Regions from separate parts of the Homo sapiens genome. Here region 1 is linked to region 2. Evidence: chromatin contacts called from ENCODE Hi-C or POLR2A ChIA-PET data. All regions are on one chromosome and are shown on one strand. The core of a region is the stretch at or near the end of the contact, and the rest is flanking DNA. Distances in the headings are between cores, read along the strand shown. Region 1 has its middle 12 kb from the start of MIR6719. Region 2 holds the start of ZNF780B (zinc finger protein 780B).

Region 1 (4,464 bases), core at 1,273-3,772, 240 kb before region 2:
TTTTCTTCCTACTGCTGTAGATTTTTTAAAGTAATAAAGTGATTCCTGAAAGTTGTTTTCATCTTAAGCTGACACATAATGTGATTTATTTTCCTGTTTACTTTTCCCCCTACAACAGGTTTAATTGCGTTAAATGGTGAGATGGGAGGCCAAGAGCCCAGGGAGGAGGACAGGCAGAGACAAGGTGGGAGAGGACCGGGTTGGACCAAGGCAGAGTGGAAAATGGGAGAAGGGAGAAGATGTGAGAGATGTCCAGCAGTCCCAGAGGACAAGCCCTGGAAGCTGATGGGCTGGACGGGGGGCAGGGATGGGAGGGAGGCATTCAGAATGAGGCCCATGGCTCCCTCTGAGAACCTGGAGCCTGGAGGGGCCACCCCTGAGACAAAGGCTGAGAGAGCATGTTTGGAATCTGGGACATGGTGAGTGTTAAGGGCCCAAGGATTGCCCAGTTGGGATTGGGGGATTGTCCATGAGGCCTCCGGATCCTCCAGGTCTAGGGCTCAGAGTAGAGGTCAGGGCTAAGGACAGAGTGTGTCATCTGCACAGAGATAGGAAACAGACCATGAAAGAGGGTAAGGTGGCCCCAAGGTGAGAAGAGAGAACATAGCCCCACCACATTTAACAGACTGGTGAAAACAGAGGAGCCCGCAAGGAAGCAAAACGTAGAGGAAATGTCAGGGGATAGCAGACTCACAGAAACTAAGGGGAGGGTGTGCTCACAGAAGGCAGGCAGGGTCACCACAGCCGATTTTTGCCAAGATGACCAATAAGATGAGCACCAAAAAGAGCCCACTGAGCCAGGCTTCTCACTGGCAGAGGAAGGAGTTATAAAGAAAGCAAGGGGGGGATGGTGAGAATGAACCCTCTGGTACTAGACTAGTGTCAGAGTATCAGTATGAACTCATGCTTATTTTTACACACCATTCTCCAATGAAAAGAACCAGTGACTCTAGAGGAAGAGCTAATTCTAGGGCTGGTGCAGGGAGAATACATGAGCCTGGAATATCTTGCAGTGCCAGAAAGTAAGAAGGTGTTGGAGAAAAAAAAAAGAGTAAAGAACACAGGAGCCAACCTGAAAGATAAACGCTGATGGCCAAGGCTAAAACAACTTGAGCAAAAAAAAAATTGATTACAATAATGTTGGGGTATGCCCAACTAATAAATATTCATGAGTCCACACGGAAATAAACTAATGATTGTATAAATAAAATAAGTGAAGTATGATAGAAGGGACAAATCTTCCATATGGAATTCTAAATAGTAAATGTAAAGAAATGAGGGAAACAGAAAGTCATCATTATAATATCACGGTAATAACTGCTACAGACCGGGTCCACTGATGAATGCTAAAATGTGTGGGTAAACTTGAAGGAGAAATGGGATATTTGTGCAGCCTCCAAGTATCTCCCTATTTCCCTCCAGGAATCAGGCTTAGCTCTCCTCTGAGTGTGGGCTGGATTTAGTGACTTGCTTCTAACAAATGAGTAAAGGGAAAATAGTGGTATTATCGTTGGGAAATCTGCAGACACCACTTTCATGAAGTGATCAGGTTAACCTCACCTCAGTGAGCATTCTTCCCAAAGCCTAAAATCCCAGTCTAACCACGAGCAAAATGTCAGACAACCTCAGACTGAGGGCCATTCTACAAAAACATCTCACCAGTACTCCTCAGAACTGTCAAGGTCATGAAAAACAAGGAAGGACTGAGAAATTGTCACAGATTGGAGGAGGCCAACGAGAAATGACCAACAAATGCAACATGGTATCCTGGATTGGATCCTGGAACAGAAAAAGGACATTAATGGAAAAACAGGAGAAATAGGATTCAAGTCTGGAGTTTAACAGAATATTAATCCATGTTAATTTCTCAGTTTTGACAAATATACAATAATTATGTAAGATGCTAACACTAGGTGGAAGTTGGGTGTAGGTATAGGGAAGTCCCTGTATCATCTTTGCAACTTGTCTGTAAATCTAAAATTATTAAATTTTAAAACGTTCACAAAACTTTAAGTCTCCTCTGCAATATGGCTCGAGGTGGTCCCCCGCGGAGTTCCAAAGCACGCTTTGTTTGACTCATCCTTCAGATCTCATCTTACATGCTCCCCACGCCAGGAAGTCCCACCTGACACCACAGACTGGGTCAGGAGCTGCCTCTGGCTCCCACAGTCCCCCTGTGGCTCCCCTATCCTGGCCCCAACCCCTCTGCCTCCCCATCCCAGCCCTGGTCACTGTCTGCCGTTGGGGTTGTCTTCCCCACTGGACTGTGAGCTTTGCGAGGGCAAGGTGGAGGCTGTCTCAGCCATTGCTGTGTCTCAGCCATTGCTGTGTCTCTCTTGAGTTGAGAGTAATGCGTGTCTCCCTGACTCCTCTGGGAATACCCATGAACAGGCAGAAGCTGCGCCTGAATCCTCCCAACTGACCCTTAACGCTTCACAGCCCAAGGCCTGCCAGATCCACCTTCCTGGTATCCCCTTTCCTGTTTGCTCAATCCAGGACACATCTGAGGCAATATAAATGGTCTGTCTCACCCATCAGCCAAAAGAGGGTCAAATCATCTCCAACCCCTGCCACACCTGCCCACCCACATGTCCGCCCTGTACACCAAGTGTCAGAAACACATGGTGACTGTGAATGTTTGGGGGGCCTGCCCAGTCCACAGCCCTTCTGAGCAGACAGTCATCACTATAGGAACCCTCCAGCTCCAGTGAGTTGAGCAGGGTTGGATACCCGACCCTGGAAATCCCATTCCTATCTGGGAAATTCGGAATGAAGACTGAGGGGCTGCGGGTAACTGAGCTGGAAGATCACATAGAGTGGGGGCAAGAGTCCACCCAGGACCAACCCAGCTGCCTGAGAACAGGAAGCAGCCAATGCAAAGAGAAGCAGAGACCACAGGGCCCAGTGGAAAGGAGGAATGTCACACCACTGTCTCACTTCTGCTTCTATTCTGTTCTCATGAAGCCCTTGTCAGGTTCTTTCCATCACTACCCACAACCAATCACAGTGAGTTCTGCCTTCAAAATGCACCCAGACTCCAATGACTACTCATTCTGCCCCTGCCCTGGTACAGGCCACTGTCATCTCACCTAGATTATTGCAGCAACCTCCTCACGGGCCTCCCTGCTCTCATTCTCAGCCCACACTTCCATCTATACACCCTCCCTTAGTGATCCCATCCTGGGCTTTAATACCATAAATATGCCAACTACTCCCAGCCCAGATCTCACCCTTCAATGCCAGTCTTGTATAAGCTCCTGTTTGGCCAGTGGGTCCAGTCAGAGGCTAAACACGCCCACACTCTCTCTCAGTCTTGTCCATACAGTTAATGGCACTCCCTCCTTCCTCTGTGCAGACTAAACGCCATAGTGTGGTCCTTGACTCTTCTTTCTTACCCTACATACCTGATTCTCCCTTCAAATTATATGCAAAATCTGACCACATCTCCCCACCGCCCCGTTAGCACCCTGGCCAAGCCACTATCATCTCAGCTGGACTGCACAGTGGCCTCCTCACTGGCATCCTGCTTCCACCCTAGTAGCCACATGGGAGCCAGAGGAACCCTCTTACCGTGGTAGATCACATCGCCTCAGCTCACCATGCTCTCCCTGCCACACATCTCATCAGCTTCAAATTCAAGTCCTTCCCATGGCCTCCCGGTCCCACCTGACCTTGCCTTGGTCTCCTTCCCTCCCACTGTGTCCAGTCAGGTCCAGTTCACTCCTTTCTGCTCCTCCAGCACACCAAGCATGCCTCGGGGCCTTTGAATTTGCTGGTTTTTTCTACCTGGAATGTCCTTCTTCCCAGAATATACATACAGCCAGCTGGTGTCCTCCCTTTCTGTGAGGTCCATTAACGTTTTTCTCAAAGAGGTCTTCTTTAACCCCTCTATCTAAAATAGCACCTCTTCCCACTCTCTAGTCTTCCAACCCTCAACTTCTACAGCTCTGTTCACTAATATTAGCATTCATCTTGCCCACTGGAATGCAGGCTCCAGGAGGACAGGGCTTTCGGGGGTCTTGTTTGCTACTATTAATAATACCAGCACCTAAAAATGCTTGGCATGTAGTAAATAGCCAGATCTGATGACTCAACAAATAAGAAAACCCTGGAATCAGTTAGGATATTGTTGATTCTAAGTAATAGAAAACTCAATTCAACAATATAGTTGGCTTAAACGATAGAGATATGTTGAATTCCCTAATGAGAAAGTCTAGAGGTAACTCACTCCAAGTGAGGCCTGATCCAGCACTTCAACAACATCACCAAAGACTCGATGTCTTTCCATCTCTCTACTAGTCCTTCCAAGAAAATGGCTAAAATCACATCACTAAGAAGTGGGTTGGCTGGACGCAGTGGCTCACGCCTGTAATCTCAGCACTTTGGGAGGCCAAGGTTGGTGGATCACTTGAGCCCAGGAGTTCGAGAGCACTCTAGGAAACATGGTGAAACCCCATCTCTACA
Region 2 (4,581 bases), core at 1,087-3,586:
CTTTCGAAAGCGGAGGCGAAGGCCGAGGCAGGCGGATCACCTAAGGTCCAGAGTTCGAGACCACCCTGGCCAACATGGCAAAACCCTGTCTCTACTAAAAATACAAAAATAAGCTGGGTGTGGTGGCATGCACCTGTAGTCCCAGCTACTCGGAAGGCTGGGGCAGGAGAATTACTTGAACCCGGGAGGCAGAGGTTGCAGTGAACCGAGATCACGCCACTGCACTCCAGCCTGGGCAACAGAGTAAGACACTCTCTCTCAAAAAAAGAAAACACTTGATATCATAGAATTAGAGAAGAGAATGGTGTTTACAGGTCGGGGGTAATGTGGGTGAGGGAGGGAAGATGGTGTTGGCTGGGGAAATGTTGGTCAAAGGATATAAAATTTCAGGAAGATAAGAGAAATAAGCTCAAGAAATCTATTACACAACAACGTATCTACTATTAATAACTACTATTAATAACTATTCTGTAGTGCTAAGAGAGTGGATATTAAGTGTTCTCACCACAAAAATGATAACTATGTGAGGTAATGCATTGCTAATTAGCTAGATTTAGTCATTCCACAATGTACATATACTATAAAACATCATGTTGCACACGATAAATACATACAATTTTATCTGTCAATTTAAAAAGAACTTCTGTCCTAGATCATTTGAGCAACTCACTCATTTTCTTACTATGCAAGCAGCAATCACAATGAATCACATATTCCCAATGCTCCTGTCCTATAGAAAGTCAAGGGAAATGACCTAAAATGACCACACGAAAACAAAAGCTAAAACATTAAACATTTATTATTATATGCCTAGCACTGCTCTAAGAGGTTTTAGAGTATTAATTCATTCTAATGTTCATTACAAGCCTGAGAAGACCAGAAACGGACAGAACAAACATTCCAACCCAGATACTCTGGATCCACTCCCCTATTCTTAACCGCAACAGCGTACTGCCTCTCACAGTTCACACAAATAGCCCAAAATGCAACCGGAACTGCCGAATCTCACAGAGATCTGGCAAGTATTACAATTATCATCTCATGGACTCTCCCGAAAAATCCTGACTCTGGTTGATACCAATTTCTGTGCAATCACTTTCCGATTCCTGAAAGCCTCACAGACGAATGGAAATCACCCAACCATCTCCATTCTTCCCTACTTGGAAAAGGAGGCCTGTAAAGAGTCAGAAACCTGGCGTGTGATTCCACAAACTAATCTTCTTTTCAAAGCAGAGTCTAAAATAAAGCTTTAATATAAACCTCTGGAGGACTATTTTTATACCAGCTTAGAAGAAGAGAGCGTACAGGAAGGTGTGAACGATTTGCCAAATGGCTCTGTGAATATTAAATGGCAAGGTGGGGAGCGGGCGGGGTGGGGAACGGCTCGCTGGGAGGCGGCACAATGGGAGGGGGCAAGAATCAATTTGCATATTCTCCTGAAATTCACTAAAAATTTACAGGAACCTCTATATTCTAAAATCAAAAACGCATTTCTTGAACAAATACAAAGCACAAACTCACCCTTGACTTAAGTGTGCAACAATAACGCTCTCATCCTCCTCTCGGTCCTTCTTTTGGATAATAATACGACTGGAGAAGGATACGGCAAGCGTGAGACTCCAGGCTTTTCTTGGAGCGCAGACTAAGTTTGAAAGCACCCTCCATGGCCACAACTTCCCTCACTTCGTACGAAATGAGAAGGAAATAAAAGGAGGAGGAATCGGTCTGAGTTCGAAGCTGGTTCCTGGGGACAGATCTCTGAGGGACGCTGGGTTCTCAACATGTAGCTGCCCTCCTGGGGGACCCTCAAGAGGCACTTCCAGCTCTCATATTCCCACCCCGAGTCCAGATCTGCGCCTTCTTGTGCAAAGCTTCATTCTCGGTTCAATATCTAACCTCCCTACTGGGGACATTTTCATTCCTCTGCTGCAGCCTCTGCAGCTTTGAAGGGGAAAGACGGAGGAAGCAGCAGGAGCCTAGTACCACCGGCACAGTGACACTCACACAGCCCCAGCAAAACGCACTGCGTCCACACGCCGTCCCGGTCCTGTGCACAGGGCCTCACGCACACACTCACACAGTCCCCTCCGTCACTCAAGATCGCGCAATCCCCATCCTTTGATGCCCGCGCACACGCACGCCTAAGGATCTGGCAGATTCCGTCTGCGCCCCGGGTTCCTCCTCTGAGCGCCTCGCTCTCGCCCACCCGCACTGCCGGGTCGGTCAGGTTCGAGTCCCAGTCCACGAAGACCTCCCGCAGCCACCGATTTCTTCCTAGGACGTGAAGACCTTACCCAGCTAGGTCGTCAACCCCAGGAGACAGGAAGTGGAACCGCTAATTCCGGTGCGGTGGCCTCTGGGAAATACAGTCCTGAGCAGAAAGAACCTCAGAAGTCTTGGTCTATGGTCTGTTCAGGTTGATCCCAGCATACATTGGGGGCTCCTAAGGGACCCGAGCCTAATGGATTTGTGGGAGTTCCAGACCGTGGGGTGCAGAGGTTGCGGCCACGGGCGAGAATCCCCATCTGAGAGGAGCGTTGCTGTTTTCGGTGCGTCAGGGTAAATTACCTTTTCTCTCTATGCAAAAGAATGCAAATGAGCAGAACTTTTAAAGAAGAATTTAAAGTAAAATTACGTCAAAATGTAGCTGCTTTGACCTCTTCGTCTCAGATCCGAGCATAGGCTTCCCCTTTGTGCTATTTGAAGGGACTTAGGATAAATTTGAAAAGCCTGAACTAAAGAAATGGTTGGAGAGACTCCGTCTCAAAAAAAAAAAAAAAAAGAAAGAAAGAAAGAAAAGGAATCGTTGGTTTTATACTAGAAGAGGAAGTGTGGTTTACATGAGAGATTTCAGAATCAAATATACTTGATTCTTCAAGACAATCTTCCTGTTATCTGGAGAGAAAAACGTGATTCAGGACGGCATGGAAACAGATAAAAGTACACAGAGAATTACTTGCCTTATCTTGAAGGATGAATAATTAACACATTTTCTTAAAACAGTCTAAATAAATGCCAAAGGGGGTTTGTTTTTCGTAGGAAAAGCTTGATTTCACTGTTGTAATCTAGCAACATTGAACTTTCAAAATGATTTTTGTAGTTTCCTATGCTATATAAAGCGGAAACGTGGAATAATGAAGAGCAAAATGTCTTTTCATTCCCGACTGTGACAGAAAACAGATAGCAAGATAACAAACTTAATTGGATCAATGATCACATTAAGTGTAACTGGTCTAACACCTTAACTTAAGAAGGTTGTCAGGTTGGATTTTTTTTTTAAAAGTCAGACCCAAATACGTGCTACCTACAGGTAATACTTAAAATATAAAAGCACTAATAGGTTAAAAGTAAAAGGATGGAAAAATATATAAAATCCTAACACTAGTCAAAAGAAAGCTGGAGTGGCTATATTAAAAACAAAGTGACTTCACCAAAAAGACTATATCAGGGATAAAGAAAGTTACATCATCATAATGATGAAGGATACAGTTCATCCAGTGGAAAGAACAAACCTAAATTATGCTCTTAATACAGCTTCTAAGTATGTGAGTAAAAACCTGTTAGATCAATAAAGTAACAGACAAATCCACAATTATAATCAGATATTTCAACATATCTCTCTTGGTAATTGATAGAACTAATGCAGAAAAGCAACAGGGTATAGATTATCTAAACAACATATCAACCTGCTTGATCTCATTTACACTTCTGGAACACTCTTCTCAAAGACAGTAAAATTCATCTTAGGTGGACAGGAGACACTTTCCAGCGTATACCATATTCTGGGCCATAAAGCAAGTCTCCATAAATGAGTAAATGGACTCAAGTCATACAAAGAATGTTTTTGACAAAAATGGAATTAAATTAGAAATCAATAACAGCTCACTATATATTGTCCAAAGTAGTAAAAATTTGAAAATGTATGAATACTATGATAATTGAAATTATATAATGTTTGAAAATTTCCTTTATGAGTCATAATTTTCTGTTATATCCTAAAGGGTAAACAATAACATATTTGCATTAAAACAAAATAATGTTTTTGTAGTAAGGAAAAAATTTTAAGCTATCTATATTGACTATGCATTAAAGAGCAGAATAATTATTTTTGGTATATATTCCAATGCTTTAATCAATTTCTTAGCCAGTATCACCATATTTTTAAGGATTTTTTTTGACACAGTCTATTATTTTTAAATTTTGATAAAATTGTATGTAATCCTCAATGCTGGACTTTATGGTTAATAAACTTGAAATTATAGCTACCTTCAAATGGCGCTTCTCTGAACACCATACCTTTTAAATTGAGATATATACTCTGCATATACTAAGGTAATCAGAAGTCTTAGAATATAGCCAATGAAATGGAAAATATCCTCATGAGTATTGTGAATATGGAATATTAGATTGCAAATATTTTAGCAGTTGATGTATTTTGCCTTCACAGTACATTTCTACTTTTTTTTTTGCCACTTAGTCTAGGAAGGGTACATTTATTTAAAAATTATTCCTAAAGCCAAACAAATTGGCTCAATTTATGATACCTTTGAATGTTAAGCCAAATTTAGGTGTTACGGAAAC

What was found. Hi-C counts contacts between places; a loop is a spot of excess contacts on that map. ChIA-PET counts read pairs that join two places held with the same protein, here RNA polymerase II (POLR2A). Pooled maps may share reads with other maps.
Region 1: a loop to region 2 is called in a pooled map, with 2.8 times the contacts of the local background. The contact joins the enhancer-like site here to the promoter of ZNF780B in region 2. A Hi-C loop is called at or near these places in 6 of 50 pooled maps. POLR2A ChIA-PET finds 5 or more read pairs at or near these places in 2 of 52 experiments (Panc1 and RWPE1).

The regions. Positions count from the first base shown.
Region 1 is chr19:39,815,934-39,820,397 of GRCh38, forward strand. No RefSeq gene overlaps it. Among named protein-coding and RNA genes, the nearest start is that of MIR6719, 12 kb to the right of the region's middle. Within about 2 kb of position 2,523, at least 3 of the 41 ENCODE cell types and tissues checked have a DNase peak (open chromatin) inside an H3K27ac peak, as active enhancers do.
Region 2 is chr19:40,053,895-40,058,475 of GRCh38, forward strand. ZNF780B (zinc finger protein 780B) reads right to left here and starts at 2,337. Exons shown (of 5, transcript NM_001005851.3): 1 at 2,295-2,337. RefSeq lists an enhancer at 2,197-2,326.